Linked DNA regions of Homo sapiens: region 2 is linked to region 1. Evidence: chromatin contacts called from ENCODE Hi-C or POLR2A ChIA-PET data. All regions are on one chromosome and are shown on one strand. The core of a region is the stretch at or near the end of the contact, and the rest is flanking DNA. Distances in the headings are between cores, read along the strand shown. Region 1 overlaps CYB5A (cytochrome b5 type A). Region 2 has its middle 31 kb from the start of LINC01922.

Evidence for each region. A loop is a pair of places that touch in the nucleus more often than their neighbours do. ChIA-PET counts read pairs that join two places held with the same protein, here RNA polymerase II (POLR2A). Pooled maps may share reads with other maps.
Region 2: a loop to region 1 is called in a pooled map, with 1.8 times the contacts of the local background. The contact joins two enhancer-like sites. A Hi-C loop is called at or near these places in 1 of 50 pooled maps. POLR2A ChIA-PET finds 5 or more read pairs at or near these places in 4 of 52 experiments (OCI-LY7, Panc1, WTC11 and 1 more).

What each region holds. Positions count from the first base shown.
Region 1 is chr18:74,243,584-74,251,377 of GRCh38, reverse strand. CYB5A (cytochrome b5 type A) reads left to right here. Exons shown (of 5, transcript NM_148923.4): 5 at 1-532. Among named protein-coding and RNA genes, the nearest start is that of CYB5A, 44 kb to the left of the region's middle. RefSeq lists an enhancer at 163-1,098. Within about 2 kb of position 2,594, at least 4 of the 41 ENCODE cell types and tissues checked have a DNase peak (open chromatin) inside an H3K27ac peak, as active enhancers do.
Region 2 is chr18:74,374,770-74,382,563 of GRCh38, reverse strand. No RefSeq gene overlaps it. Among named protein-coding and RNA genes, the nearest start is that of LINC01922, 31 kb to the left of the region's middle. Within about 2 kb of position 4,208, at least 4 of the 41 ENCODE cell types and tissues checked have a DNase peak (open chromatin) inside an H3K27ac peak, as active enhancers do.

The DNA.
Region 1 (7,794 bases), core at 1,345-3,844:
TTTGCTTCAAGGTGTCCCGCCTTTCCAAACAGAACCAATGTACTTCTTACATATATTGATCAATGTCTCATGTCTCCCTAAAATGCATAAAACCAAGCTGTGCCCTGACCACCTTGGGTACATGTCATTAGGACCTCCTGATGCTTTGTCACGGGCATGTCCTCAACCTTGGCAAAGTAAACTTTCTTTTTTTTTTTTTTTTGTTTTTGAGACAGAGTCTCACTCTGTCGCCCAGGCTGGAGTGCAGTGGTATGATCTTGGCTCACTGCAACCTCCGACTCCCAGGTTCAAGTGATTCTCCTGCCCCAGCCTCCTGAGTAGCTGGGACTACAGGCGTATGCCACCATGCCTAGCTAATTTTTTTGTATTTTTAGTAGAGACGGGATTTCACCATGTTAGCCAGGCTGGTCTTGAACTCCTGACCTCAGGCAATCCACCCGCCTCAGGCTCGCAAAGTGCTGGAATTACAGGCATGAGCCACTGTGCCGGGCCTATTCCTTGACTTTCTTAATAAAGTTGTTTTCACTTTGCACTGCGGACTTGCCCTGAATTCTTTCATGTGCGAGGTCCAAGAACCCTCTCCTGGGGTCTGGATTGGGACCCCTTTCCTGTAACACAGGGACTGTATTGGGTGCACGTGTGTCAGTTGCTCACCTCCTGGGTTTGAGTTGATGATTAGGGCTCTGGTTGGAACAGGCATCTCCCTTCCTCTGGAGGTGTCTAGATGAAGGCAAGTGGAAGTTCTGGAAGCAGATTCTCCTTTGCAGCGTAGCCTTTCTGAGAGGTGTGCAGACACAGATGGCGTCCGGATCCTCAGCTTCTACCTAGATTGTGGGAGTTTCCCTAGGCTGCTGTAACCAAGTACACCACAACTGGGTGGCTTAGAACGACAGAAATGTGTTCTCATAATTTAGAGGCCAGACGTTGTAAATGAAGGTTTCAGCTGGGCCACTCGCCCTCCGACACTCTGGGTGGAATCCTTCCTCACCTCTTCCAGCTGCCACTGGTGGCCAGCAGTCCTCACCTGGCGGTCCTCACCTGACAGTCCTCACCTGGCGGTCCTCACCTGACAGTCCTCACCTGGTGGTCCTCACTTCACAGTCCTCACCTCATAGTCCTCGCCTGGTGGTCCTCGATGTGGTCCTCACCTGGCGGTCCCCACCTTGTAGTCCTCACCTCGCAGTCCTTGGCTTCCGGCTGCGTCACCCAGGGCTCTGCCTCTATTGTCACTGACATTTTTCTCCCTTTGTGTCTCTGTCATAAGGACACATTGGATTACCTACCCCAGCATGACTTCATCTTAACTAATTACATCTTCATGATCCTGTTTCCAAATAGTCACACTGAGGTGCTGGGGTTAGGACTTCAACATATGTTTTTGGGGGACGTAGGTCAACCCACAGCACATTCTTTTCTCAAAGTGACCTGATGTTTATGCCTGCGCTTCTTCCTTTACTCTCTTTCAACTCAATTCCTCTTCTCCCACTTTTCAGGAAAGAGGCGATCTTAGCTCAGGCCACTCCAACAAAATACCTTGGACTGGGTGGCTTAAAAAGCAAACATTTGCTTCTCACAGTTCTAGAGGCTGGAAGTCCAAGATTAAGGTGCCAGCAGATTCGGCGTACTCACATGGTAGGGAGAGGAAGCAAGCTGTCTCGGGACTCTTATGATGACACGATACTACCCCACCTCCTCATACCTGCACATTAGGGGACAGGGTTTCCATATGGGAATTTGGGGGAGACATTCCATCTGTGACAGAGACCTATTTCTCACCCATCCTGAATTTTAATATTGGATGTGAAAGCTACTGTCAAACATGGTACATAGTGGGGTCGTGAGTCTCTGTAATAGAGACACTTCTTTAATCAAGGTACCCCACCCCAAGTCAGGCTTTGTGCTTTCCTTGTCTGGCGTGTGCTCTGCTGACGGTGAATCATAGAGTAGGAACGGGGCGATTTAGCCTTCTGGAGGGTGGTTGGAGTTCACATGGACAGTCAGCAGCAGGGGTGATGACATTGCATTGAGCAATATCTGTTCTACCATGCTTTCACTGTCTTTGATGAAGGCCTCCCTCCCTCAGGAGTGCCCTGGGAGACTGGTCAGATACATGAAATCATCTTGTGATATGGGTCCACAGAAAATCAAAATCAAATGTTTAATTTCACTGGTATGTGTACATTTCCATTATAGACAATGTGATTGGGAGGCAAAAGACTGTCATAATATTTTTCATTAGGATAAAACTGGGGAGAAGAAATAGACCTATGAGGTCAAGGAGAAAAAGGAACAATGTACAATTTCTTTCTACTAAGAGTGTTTCTGCATCTATTACAAAAGGGTAATGGCAAATTGCATTGATATTTAAATTCCACTTAGCAAATTTTAAAGAGTGATATTTCAGCTTTATTTTAAAATGTCAATATTTCAAATGTTGCATAACGATGCCCTTTGTAAATATTTAAACTCATTATGAAAATTTTAAAGGGCAACTGAAGGTGTTTTTCAACATTCTTGTAAGGGTAATTTAAGTAGAATATGTGAAGAGCACTAGCTCGTGGCAGGAGCTTGTTCTGACTGGCTGCCTCTGCCCGCCACCGCCTCACACACCTGTCCCCACATCCTTTCTCCATGGCCTGGCCACACTGTGAAATCACAACATAAGTTTCAAGCATTGATAGTGTATATTGAGTGAGGTTATGCACTACACACTTAATTTTGACATCAGCCTGCCTGAATGTTTTTCTTGCAAAATATTTAAAAAATTGCTTTTTATTTGTTAGCTCATCAGTCCAAGGCCTCAGCACATAGCCTGGCTCACAGAAACATTCAAGGTTTTGAGTTGAAACTAAATTGTGAATTGTTTTCATATTTTCCGTGGCTTCTAAGTCTTTGATTTGATTTTTTAAGACTCTGTACTCCTAACTGTAAGTTGGAATGACTAAATCTGAAAGTATTGTTTTAAAATAAAGGTAAGGCATCTTTGATACTATAAAGCAGGGACAGAATGAAAAACACCTTCTCTTTCCGGAAGACATCTGTTGTACTGAAAATCTGAAGTCACTCTTGGGCAGAAAGGAAGGCTTGGGAGGCTTGGAGACCGCGGTTGGAAACCTGGCCCTCCTGCTTGCTAGCTGCATCGTTTTGAGTAAATTACTTATCCTTGCGGAATCTTACTTTCCTATTGATATAATTCATGAGCAACGCTTCCCTTAGGCCTCGACTAGAGGTCCTGCCCACTCGGAGGACCCCGTCTGGTCCACTGGCTGTGGGCTTCCCCATGGGCCAAGGATGTGCCCACCTGGAGCCTGTACCCCTCCAAACCCTAGTACCCCCCACACACAGCCCAATCCTGCCTGTAGGTCTGGGTCTCCCCAGCTCATCCTCCTGAGGGTCACCAGGCTCTGGGGGGTGCACATCAGGGCCGAAAGAGTAGACGAGGGCTGGTGGTCTTCAGAGAGTTGGACACCCTGGATGAGCAGGTGGGGTCTGCAGGTAGGGTCTTCCTGAGTGCACTTGGACCCTGCATGTGAGTGGACTGGCGCTGAGAAGGGAAGCGGGGAGCTGGGAGCTGACTCTTCCAATGCCACCACCATCTGGCACAGAACTTTGATGAATCTGAAAATCCTAACTTCAAAAGTGACCTTTCTGGCCATTTGTCAAGGCAGGTGGATGGGGTATATTTTAAGACTTGTCAGTGGCTGCACAACATTAAAACACTCGGACACACGATGTGTGCTCCTCCTGCCCCACAGATGTGAGGGGATGGTGGCTCCTCAGCGGGTGAGGATTGAAATGACCACAGAGCAGCCGTCCACTGCTGGCCCATGTGTCTAATTCGTGTTTGCACTTTCCCATCCGGACCTCTTAAAGATTGCTTTATGTTAAGATGAGGTGTTTGGTGTATAAAATTTGAGCAAAACAAAGCTGATTGCAGTAATTGCAGCTAATAATCACATCCATGTATAGAAATCCCTAGAAGGCCAGGCTGGCCCAGTATATAAAGCTCCCCTTTCTCTCTCCTGTGATCACTGTTGTCCACTCTGTCACCTTATCTGAAGGCACCATTTGGTTTGGCTCCACATCAGGGTGGGGAGCACTGGCATTTGGGGTCGTGCTGTCACCCTGGAAGGTGAGTGTCACTCCTTGGTCATCAGCATTACCAAGGGCAAGGGAAGAGGAATGGCAGGGCCCCTGCTGAGAGCTCTGCCATCTCCTGGGAGGAGTGGACACAGAAGCCAGGAGACAATGGGGAGACAATGGGAGGATGGGGAGATAGTGAGGGGGTGGGGAGACAATGGGGAGGTGAGGAGATAGTGGGGGGTGGGGAGATGACAATGGGGGGATGGGGAGATAGTGGGGGCTGTGGAGATGGGGGTGGGGAGATAGTGGGGGATGATATAGTGGGGGATGGGGAGATAGTGGGCGGATGGGGAGATAGCGGAGGATGGGGAGATAGCGGGGGATGGGGAGATAGGGGATGGGGAGATGGGGGATGGGGAGATAACGGGACAATGGGGAGATAGTGGGGGGATGGGGAGATAGTGGGGTGGTGGGGAGATGGGGTGTGGGGAGATGGGGAATTGGGAGATAGTGGGGGATGGGGAGATAACAGGGGGACAGGCAGATAGCGGGAGGATGGGGAGATAGCAGGAGGATGGGGAGATGGGGGTGGGGAGATAGTGGGGGGACAGGAAGACTATGGGGGACATGGAGACAGTCGGGGTACAGGGAGAGTATGGGGAGGTGGGAAGACAATGGGGGCACGGATTGATGTCAAGTCTGATGCTCAGCTGCTTAGCGGAGGTGTGGCCGGCAGAGGCCAGCAGGAAGAAGTGTGCTGGGCACTCAGCACCTGCCAGGGAAGCTCAGAAGCAATCGAAAAGGGCACGAGTTTGTCCAATAGGGATGGGGTGTCAAAGGGGTTCTGTGAGGAGACATATTTTGTAATCAATCAATAATGTCTGAATATTAAGAGATCACTAAATCATTATGTAAATCCTGAAACATAAATCACAGTCTTCCTTGATTTTTTGACTGAAATGCGAATATTTTAATCAAGATGGAAAACACAACCCAAGTTGTTGGTGGGAAGGAGACATCTGTCAGGAAAAGTCCTTAAAAATGAAAAAATAGTGAGGCTTCTTTCTCTGCTCTTCTCTCTAGCCCCAGCTTCTGGTCACTCCTCCTTCCTACTGAAGGCACAGAGTCCAGTAGGCCATGAAGTTGGACATGGACCACAGCCTCCATGAAGACCAGGAGTAGAATGTCTAGCTTGAGGGTGGGTGGGTGGTCCCGGCATGGTCTCAGTTGCCATGCAGCCAGCTCTGCATCTGGTTGTATTTGGAATCTGTAGGACCAGGCTGAAGTTGACCAAGGGCTTCATGATTGGCCTAGAAACAAGCATACAACCAGAGATGGGATGCCGTGGGCTCCACCATCTCCACTCCTTTTAAAGAAGAAAGAAGCAAGTGAAACAAATTTGCTTTTTGAAAACCTTAGGTCTCCCGAAAAAAAAATGCAAAATGTTACCTTTAGTCCAGATAATTTAAGAAACCATTAAAATGCCATGTTGTCATTTTTAGATTAGAAAGTTTGACTTGTTTTAATATTCTTGCAGCCACGAGGGAATTCTGGAAATAAAGGAACACTTTGAAGTTGCAGTAGAAAGAATTTGAAATTCACTTGATAATTTTAAGTAACATCATATGGAGAACCTTCACCAACTTTGAGAATTATTGTTTCATTATCTTAATATGCTATTGCTAAGCTGAATTTATTTTACCATTATGATTATGCTTGTCATGTTTATAAGTCAATAGCTGTTTAAGGAGAGATCATGTGAGAATTGTCACATGGACACATTTAACATCAGCCATGACCATGGCTCACGCCTGTAATCCCAGCACTTTGGGAGGCCAAGGCAGGTGGATCACCTGAGGTCAAGAGTTCAAGACCAGCCTGACCAATATGGTGAAACCCCGTCTTTACTAAAAATACAAAAATTAGCCGGGTGTGGTGGTGCGTGCTGGTAATCCCAGCTACTCGGGAGGAGAATCGCTTGAACCTGGGAGGCAGAGGTTGCAGTGAGCCGAGATTGGGTAACTGCACTCCAATCTGGGCAACAGGTGAGATCCATCTCAAAAAAAAGAAAAAGAAAAATTTAACCTTGTTATAAGTAATGGTAGCATTACTTCACATTTCTTTTCTTAGTTCGCCAGTTCATGAACATGCACACAAAAATCCATATTTGTCTTGGAAGAAAACATAGGCATAAATCTTAATGACTTTGGATTAGGAAATGGTTTCTTAGATAACAAAAGCACACACAGCAAAAGAAGAAATAGATGAACTGAACTTCATCATAATTAAAAACTTTTGTTTCAAAGGACACCATCAAGTAACCGAAAAGATGACACAGGATGTGAGAAAATACTTACAAATCAGGTATCTGAGGGACCTGTATCTAGAATATATAAAGAACCCTGACAACTCAACAAAAGACAACTCAAGTTAAAAATGGGCAAAAGATCTGAATGGATAGTTCTCCAGATGAAAGTGCATGAATGGCCGATAAGCAGGATTAGCATGCTCAGTATCATTAGTCATTAGGGAAATGCAAATCAAAACCACAAGATGCCATTTCACACCCATGGGGAAGGTTATAATCAAAAAGTCAGACACTACCAAGTTCTGACAAAGGTGGAGAAATTGTAACCCTTGTGCATTGCTGGTGAGAATGTAAAATGGTTCAACCTCTGCGGAAAAGAGTATAGCAGTTCCTCAAAAAGTTAAACAGAATTACTACATGACTTAACAATTCCACTGCTAGGTATATACCGAAAAGAAGGAAAAACATGTGTTTAGACAAAAACTTGTTATGTGAATGCTCATAGCATTATTTATAATAGCCCCAAGCTGGAAACAACCCAAAAGTTCATCAGTAGATGAGTGGATAAACAAGTCGCCTTATGCCTATACAGTGGAATATTACTCTGCAGTAAAATGTACTATACATGCTAGAACATGGCTGAACCTTTGAAAACATTTGCTAAATGAAAGAAGCCATTCGTAACAGGCTACAAATGGTATGATTCTATTGATATGAAATGTTCAGAATAGGCAAATCCATAGAGACAGAAAGTGGTTACCTAGGGCTGGGAAGAAGGCTGAAGAAAACTGGGGAGTGGCTGATAACGGGTGCAGGATTTCTTTGGGGATTGATAAACACGTTCTGAAATGAATTATGGTGATGGTTGCATAACTCTAAATGTACTAAAAGCCATCGAACTGTACACTTTCAATGGGTGAACTGTGTGGTATGGGAATTATATTTCAGCAGAGCTATTGTATAAAAAAACTCAACATAGTCAAGGTGAACTCATTCTCTATGCCCAAGAAATTGTCCCGTCCAGCATTTCTTTCTTTCTTTTCTTTTCTTTCTTTTTTTTTTTTTTTTTTTGAGATGGAATTTCACTCTTGTTGCCCAGGCTGGAGTGCAATGGCGCTATCTCGGCTCACTGAAACCTCTGCCTCCTGGGTTCAAGCGATTCTCCTGCCTCAGCCTCCCAAGTAGCTGGGATTACAGGTGCATGCCACCTGATCTGTCCGCCTCAGCCTCCCAAAGTACTGGGATTACAGGTGTGAGCCATCGTGCCCAGCCTCAGTGTTTCTTATCTCAGGAGCATCCACCCAGGTCATGCCAGAAACAGGGTTTCTTCTTCACACCCCTCACCTTCGGCATTGCTTCCTACAATCACCACTCGGTTAAGAGTGGCTTCTTGTAAAGGGTGA
Region 2 (7,794 bases), core at 2,959-5,458, 130 kb before region 1:
TGCAGCCATGATCAGCCCAGAGGGAGAGGCTTTGCCAGGGCTGTTGTGTTGGAGATGAGCTGTCTCTGCCTCTCTTCATCCTCCCCGGCCCCTGTCGGAGATTGAGCCAGGAGAGGGAAGGGGAAAGAGCAGCCCCTGCCCCCTACTTTCCTACCACCCCTCCCCACAATGCACAGACTTCACAAATTTCCCAGGGATAGTCTGGGTCTGCTCTGCGGGAGGAGAAGGGCCACAGGTGCGATGTGAGATTTACATCTTAACACGAATATGGCTGAGTCTTGTAGAACTCAAATACAGCTTTTGAAAAACTTGAAGTTATGGCATGGGGCTCAGATGTTCATAAGGAGGACTGTTCACCCGTGGGGAGGAGGGCGTTGGACGGGGCACTGTTAGCAGTTTTGACACAAAAAACTGTCTGCAGGCTGCCCCTCCCCGTGCGGATGGAGGCCCTGGTCCACAGGCCATTAACAGCTGTCCCCCAGAGGTGCAGGGTGGGACAGCCTCTCCAAGAACACATGTACTCCAGAAGGGCAGCTGTCCTCCCCGTTGCCTGAAACTGACTTGGCAAAAATCATAGACAAGGAGGATTTAGAAATGGTTTCCTGTTACTTTGTCCCCCAGAGCCAAAGCCATTGGCTAGAAGGACACGGGGGAGCAGCATTTCTCTCTCTTCTTCCCGGGTGCGGCTCCTGCAGTAGGACGAGGGCACCGCTCAGCCGATGTTGAGCCTCTGGGAAGCTGCATCTGACAAGGACGGCCTTTGAGACCTCAGGCAAGCAGCGGTCTTTGTCTAAAAGCAGTTCTGAGGGCGAGGACTCACTCTTGCCATTTACTGTTGGGAGCAAGCCCCCCAAAATCTGGCCATAAACTGGCCCCAAGACTGGCCGTAAACAAAATCTCTGCAGCACTGTGACATGTTCATAATGGCCCTAGCGCCCAAGCTGGAAGGTTGTGGGTTTACGGGAATGAGGGCAAGGAACACCTGGCCCACCCAGGGTGGAAAACCGCTTAAAGGTGTTCTTAAGCCGAAACAATAGTATGAGCGATTTATGCCTTAAGGGCATGTTCCTGCTGCAGTTAACTACCCCAACCTATTTCTTTAATTCGGCCCATCCCTTCGTATAAGTGATACTTTTAGTTAATTTAATATCTATAGAAACAATGCTAATGACTGGCTTGCTGTTAATAAATATGTGGGTAAATCTCTGTTCGGGGCTCTCAAATCTGAAGGCTGTGAGACCCCTGATTTCCCACTTCACGCCTCTATATTTCTGTGTGTGTCTTTAATTCCTCTAGTGCCGCTGGGTTAGGGTCTCCCCGACTGAGCAGGTCTCGGCAATTTACTGCCTGGTGGGCTTGATTCTCTGGCAGAGGTGACCATGGGGAGGTGACCGTGGGGTCCGTTTTATTTTTCACATGTTGATGGGCTCCACAGCCCGACCATAATCCTTACCCGGCAGTGGGGATGCAGAGCTGCTGCTGCTTGGTTAGTTCTTAGAATTACTGGTATCCAATGTCTTAACAAACACCAATGGTGCCACACAGTGTTGTTTCTAGTTTGAAAATGTGAAGCAAGACAATCCCACCGCCACTGCCAGACACAGCTTGAAAGCCAGTCCCCTCCCCGCACTGGCCCAGGGCTTCTGGCTACAGGCCTGCTCAGTACAGGTAGGAAGCAGACTGTCATCTCTTCCTGTGGCCTTGGAAACTCACTCACATCAGGGGTTTATTTCTACTCAAGTTCATTGAAGGCCCTTGTTTAAGGCCCTGGACTGCATTTTAGGTTCATTCTTACCTGAGATTTATGATTCCATAATGAATCAATGTTCAAACATCTGTAAACAGTTGGCAATAAATGTTTGTTGCCTGAATGAATGCAGGATAGTGGGGATATAGGGTTCCCTGCTGTTGGTTCCCATGGTTGAAAAAAATCTGCATTTCTTTCTTCCCCCTCTGCTGCCATCTCTTACTGGCAGCATGAGGACGTCTACTTGTCTCGGGTCTAGGGGGAAGGCAGCAGAGGCGTGAAATAGAATTGTTAGCAGCCACACTGCGGGAGGAGAACTCAAAATGCAGGTCTCCCTTCTCATCTTTATCATTTATTTTATAAACTTACCGGATGCTTTCTAGTGATTATAAAATCACTGTGGGCCGGGTGCAGTGGCTCATGCCTGTAATTCCAGCACTTTGGGAGGCCAAGATGGATGGATCACTTGAGGTCAAGAGTTCAAGACCAGCCTGGCCAACATAGTGAAACCCCATCTCTACTAAAAATATAAAAATTAGCTGGGCGTGGTGGCGGGCACCTGTAATCCCAGCTACTCGGGAGGCTGAGGCAGGAGAATCACTTGAACCCAGGAGGTGGAGGTTACAGTGAGCCAAGATTACAAATACACCACTGCACTCCAGCCTGGGTGACAGAGTGAGATTCTGTCTCAAAAAAAAAAAAAAAAAGATCATTTTGAGTAAAATCCCAAGCCGCCTGAAGGCCCCCATCATTTGGTCCCAATACACCATTACAACCTAAATTCCTACCACTTCTCTTCATAATCCCCCATTCTAGACAAGCCAGTCTACTCCCTGCCTCCAACACATCTGTAAATTTCCAGCATCAGACATTTGCAAATGTCCTCTTTTGCCTCTCCTACCCATTTCTCAGGGTTCTTCTCAAGTCTGCAATTCACAGAGGCATCTTCTCTACCTGTGCCAGATGGAAGCAGATCCCAGGAGGACCCTCTTTGTCCACTGAACTCAGAGCACTTATTGTCTGGGCCACTTGTTAGTCTTTATTAGCTATGCTGTGTGTCCAAGTTATTTTCCTCCAATGTAATTATATCCTGTAGATCAGGGGTCCCTAACCCCTTGGCCATGGACCAGTACCTGTCCACGGCCTGTTAGAAACTGGGCCACACAGCAGGAGGTGAAGTGGCAGGCAAGTGAGTGAAGCTTCACCTGTGTTTTCAGCCGCTCCCCATCACTCACATCACTGCCTGAGCTCTGCCTCCTGTCAGATCAGTGGCAGCATTAGATTCTCGTAGGAGTGCAAACCCTACTGTGAACTGTGCATGGGAGGGATCCAGGTTGCACGCTCCTTATGAGAATCTAATGCCTGATGATCTGTCACTATCTCCCATCACCCCTAGTTGGGACTTCTAGTTGCAGAAATGCACGCTCAGGGCTCCCACTAATTCTACATGATGGTGAGTTGTGTAATTATTTCACTATATATTACAATGTAATAGTAATAGAAAGAAAGTGCATAATAAATGCAGTGGGCTTGAAGCATCCTCAAACCATCCCCCAACCTTGGTCTGTGGAAAAATTGTCTTCTGTGAAACCAGTCCCTGGTCCCAAAAAGGTTGGGGACTGCTGGTGTAGATTAGGTCCTATTTTTCTGTAACTTTGGGTTACAGAAAATGTAATTTTTATAACTCTGTAGTTCTAAGATGAGGGTCAGCAGGTGTACCTTCATGTTCTCTAGCTCAGGGTCTCTTAACCTCAGCTTCGCATTTTGGGTAGAGAACTCTTTGTTGTGGGGGGCTGAGGCAACAGATACAATAGCATGTCCTGTTGGATCCTAATCTCCTATCTAATAATTTCCACATAGTGTCTTCTGGATTTTCTTCCACAGAATCGTCTTAGAAGAAACCCTCCAGCTCCTACCTGTTACCTTGTGCAGATAGAAAGGTCCTCAGGAGTCCATCAGGGGGACAGATGAAGACTGCTCGGCAGGAAGCTGGTGGAAACTTCTAAGGTAGAAATGCTGGCAGAAATTAAGAAGTCGAAACTATGAACATGGTTGTCAGTGGCATTTATAAGCAATCTTATTTTAGAAAACTTGAGTAAAAGTCTTGTGTGATTTTTGGCCGGGCCCTCTGGTAGCTGCTGGGTGACTGCAGGAGCTGGGCCAGCAGTCAGGGAGGACAGGTCTGCATGTGGAGAGAAGCTGGGCTGTGGGTGCCCAGGCTGGGCAGCTGCATGACGTGTGGAGGTTTCCAGTGGTCATGAGCATGACTAGACAGTGTACAGCCTCTCCCATGAGGCTGCGGTCAAATCAGGACTGGATTCCAAACTGGAGCCTGATGGAGGAATGAACTAAACTGCAAGGGTGGCTGCTGGCACAGAGCTCCTCAAGATGTTGACAGAGGGAGAAATGTGGTGTTCTCAGATGAGGGACGGATGTGGCTAAAAATCCCCAGTTTTAGGGAGTGTGGGTAGAGATCATGGTTTTAAGGACCCGGAGAATAAAACATGTCCTCAAGCTGTTTTGAGTTGAAGCTGTTGCAGGTTACCATTGGACACCATAACTCACTTTATAGTCCTTTCTTCATCCCACTTCCTCTTTCAAAGTACACAATTCTGAATGGCAAAAACAAAAAGCTCTGTTTTCTTCTCTTTAAATATCACCAGGTTCTCTAAAATTTGTGATTTTAAGGACTTACAGGAATTCAAACTACCAGCTCCAGAATTTCTTCACTATATTTTTGTCAACTACTCCTTTGATTGTTAGCTTACAAGGCAGGGACCTTCACAGCATTTCCTGAGGACAGCTCTCACCCAATTAAATCATATTCTAACTCTTCTGCAACAGCAGAAACCACCACAGTGTCTCCAAAGTTACTAGAATTCCAGTGTTGTAACAATGAAGTTGAACAACACTTTCCAGGGACCATTATACTTAGAAAAAGGAGCTGGCATTAGATATCAATAGATACTCATCGAGATTCAGAGGTTATTTTTATGCTGTAGCCACTTATAGAAAACAAAGCAAAATCCACATTTTCTAGCCAGTGCTCCCAATACAGGATTCTCTTCCTTATCAAACAATAGTAATAAAATGCAAGTTGAGACCAGATCCCAAGGTTTTACTTTATTTATTTATTTTTTTTGAGACAGAGACTCACTCTGTCACCCAGGCTGGAGTGCAGTGGCATGATCTTGGCTCACTGCAACCTCTGCCTCCCAGGTTCAAGTGATTCTTCTGCCTCATCCTACCAAGTAGCTGGGACCTGCAGGCACACACCACCACACCCAGCTAATTTTTTTAATTTTTTTATGTATTTTTATTTATTTTATTTTATTTTTAGTAGAGACAGGGTTTCACCATGGTGACCAGGCTGGTCTCGAACTCCTGACTTCAGGTGATCCGCCCCCCTCAGCCTCCCAAAGTGCCACTGCTCCCGGCTGGTTTTATTTATATATAAATGGTACATATATGCGCGCGCGCGCACACACACACACACACACACACACACACACACACACGTCCTTAATGAAGAGATAATATTTAAACGTTGTAAATTTAAAGTTCCTGCGATTTCCTGCCTCCTAAGGGATAGAAACTTGAATTTATTTTTGAGGCCTTCTTTCTTCTTGGAAATCACCCCAGTGGGGAATGAACCTCCTCCAGGAAGAAGATATAATGTGGCTTAGGCTCCAAGGAGCTAACCCCTTTGGATAATAATGTAAAGGTTGTGATTACGGTGTCAGAGTTACATTGCTGCAGATTGTGTTTCTTTAGAATAATTTTTTAGAATAATTTTCTTTCCCAAATATGGCTATAGACCACAATGTGCAAATATTTTATTGCTTATTTTTGTGGAGTTGGTGCATATCTCCTCACAGGCGGTCCCTAGAGAAGTTCCCCATGCTGTAGGAAACCCTGACAGCTTGGCCTTCTCTTCACTTCTCTGCAGTGGGGGAGAGATCATTGTAAAGGAAAAAGAGAAAGACAGGAGGAAAAGTAAGTTAAGGTCAGGTCGGGGGAAAAACAAAGGGAAGGAATGAACTGGGCTTGGGGCTGTGCAACTTACAAAAGGGAAGGAATGAACTGGGCTTGGGGCCGTGCTATGCAAAAAGGAAGGAATGAACTGGGCTTGGGACCGTGCAGCTTGCAAAAGGGAAGGAATGAACTGGGCTTGGGGCCGTGCTACTTGCACTAGGTTACTGGTGTTTCATCTGTTGTGTTGTTTAGAAAGGACAATCCAGCCTTTGGGAAATGTACCAATGCTGGGCCATGCACCCTAATAATTTGGAAGACTGTGGGGCTGGATTATCCCAACTAAATTTCACAAATAAATTTTTCTTCTAAAATAAGTGGTTATAACCACTGCTGATTACCCTGGGAAGGGGTCACTAGTCCATGGCAACTGCAGCCCAGAGTGGAATGAAGAGAAGGAGGTGGAAGCTCGTGAGGGAGCTGTTCTGTAACCTCCACTGCTTACTCGCTTCTTTAATGACTTGCAAGTGACTCAGATCCAACATACACAACAGTAAACCCATGAAGTTCTTTCATGCCCTCCCCTACCCATGTTTATCACCCTGGATTTTGCCATCTCCGTGAATGGGACCATCATCCACCTGCTTGCCCATGGCAGTAACCTCAAAACTGCGCATGACTCATTGCTTTCTCCATCGTCTCTGGATCTCATTAATGATCTGCTAGTGATCTCATGCTTCTGGCCATGAGGGAGTAAGACGGCCTGTGATCTCCCTCCCTCTGTAAGCAACTATAAAAAAAGGATAAAATATAGAAAGCCACTATTTGGATATAGGGCAAAACAAGACTGTGATTCCTGAGAAAAAGGAAGAAGACAAGGTAAGCCCTACCATCAGCTGGCCTTTCTGCCTAGAGATAAGTCCTGGGCTACAGTCCAGGGAGGGAGAACTCCAAAAAAGTGAGGCAGCTTCACAGAGCTGCAGAGACAGAGGTCAGAGATGGGGAAGGCCAGGCGGCTCTGTGAAGAACCTGTGAGGCAGAGTTCTCAAGGGAAGGGGCTACACAGATAAAAGTACTCCGGAAATCTGCACATGAGTTCATGGAATCTTTTTAAAACAGAAGTCTATAGAAATATAAGGCCAGATAAGAAAAGCTTCTGGTGAAAGAGTAATTATGAGGAGTTCTTTTTTTTTTTTTTTTTGAGATGGAGTCTCACTCACTCTGTCGCCCAGGCTGGAGTGCAGTGGCATGATCTCAGCTCATTGCAACCTCCACCTCCCATGTTCAAGTGATTCTCATGCCTTATCCTTTTGAGTAGCTGGGATTACAGGCACCCACCACCACACCCAGCTAATTTTTATATTTTTAGTAGAGATGAAGTCTCACCATGCTGGCCAGGCTGGTCTCAAACTCCTGGCCTCAAGTGATCTGCCAGCCTCGGCCTCCCAAAGCACTGGGATTACAGGCATGAGCCACTGCACCTGGTGAGGAGTTCTAAAATGAACAATTCCCTAAAATTGCAAAGCCAAAAATCACTCAAGTTCCCTCCAGCCAGAGAGAGAGACCTCACTGAATATATGGGGCATTTAGAACAAGCCCCAGAAAGGCCATGACTTAGAAGAGGAGTCAAATCAGTCCTGGAATAAAGGCTACTCTAGGCCCCAAAAAGCTTATAAGTAAACCTCAAGGGAATCAAACTAATTTCTGAATAATTTATAGAACAAGTAGATAAAAAATCAGTAAGGATATAGAAGACTCGAACACAGTATTAATCAATTGACCTCACTGACATGTATAGATGGCTTTACTCAACAACAGCAGAACACATATTTTTCATAAGTGCTTGTAAAACATTCGCTATACCAGATCATACATTAGGCTATAAAATAAGCTTACATAAATTTAAAATAGTAACCACAGTGGAATAAAACTAAATAGCAATAAGAGAAAGGTATAATATATGGAAAAGCCACAAATATTTGGAAATTAATAAGCTTCTAAATGGAAATTGGAAAGTATTTCAAACTGAATGAAAATGAAAATATAACATGTCAAAATTGTGAGATATAGCTAAA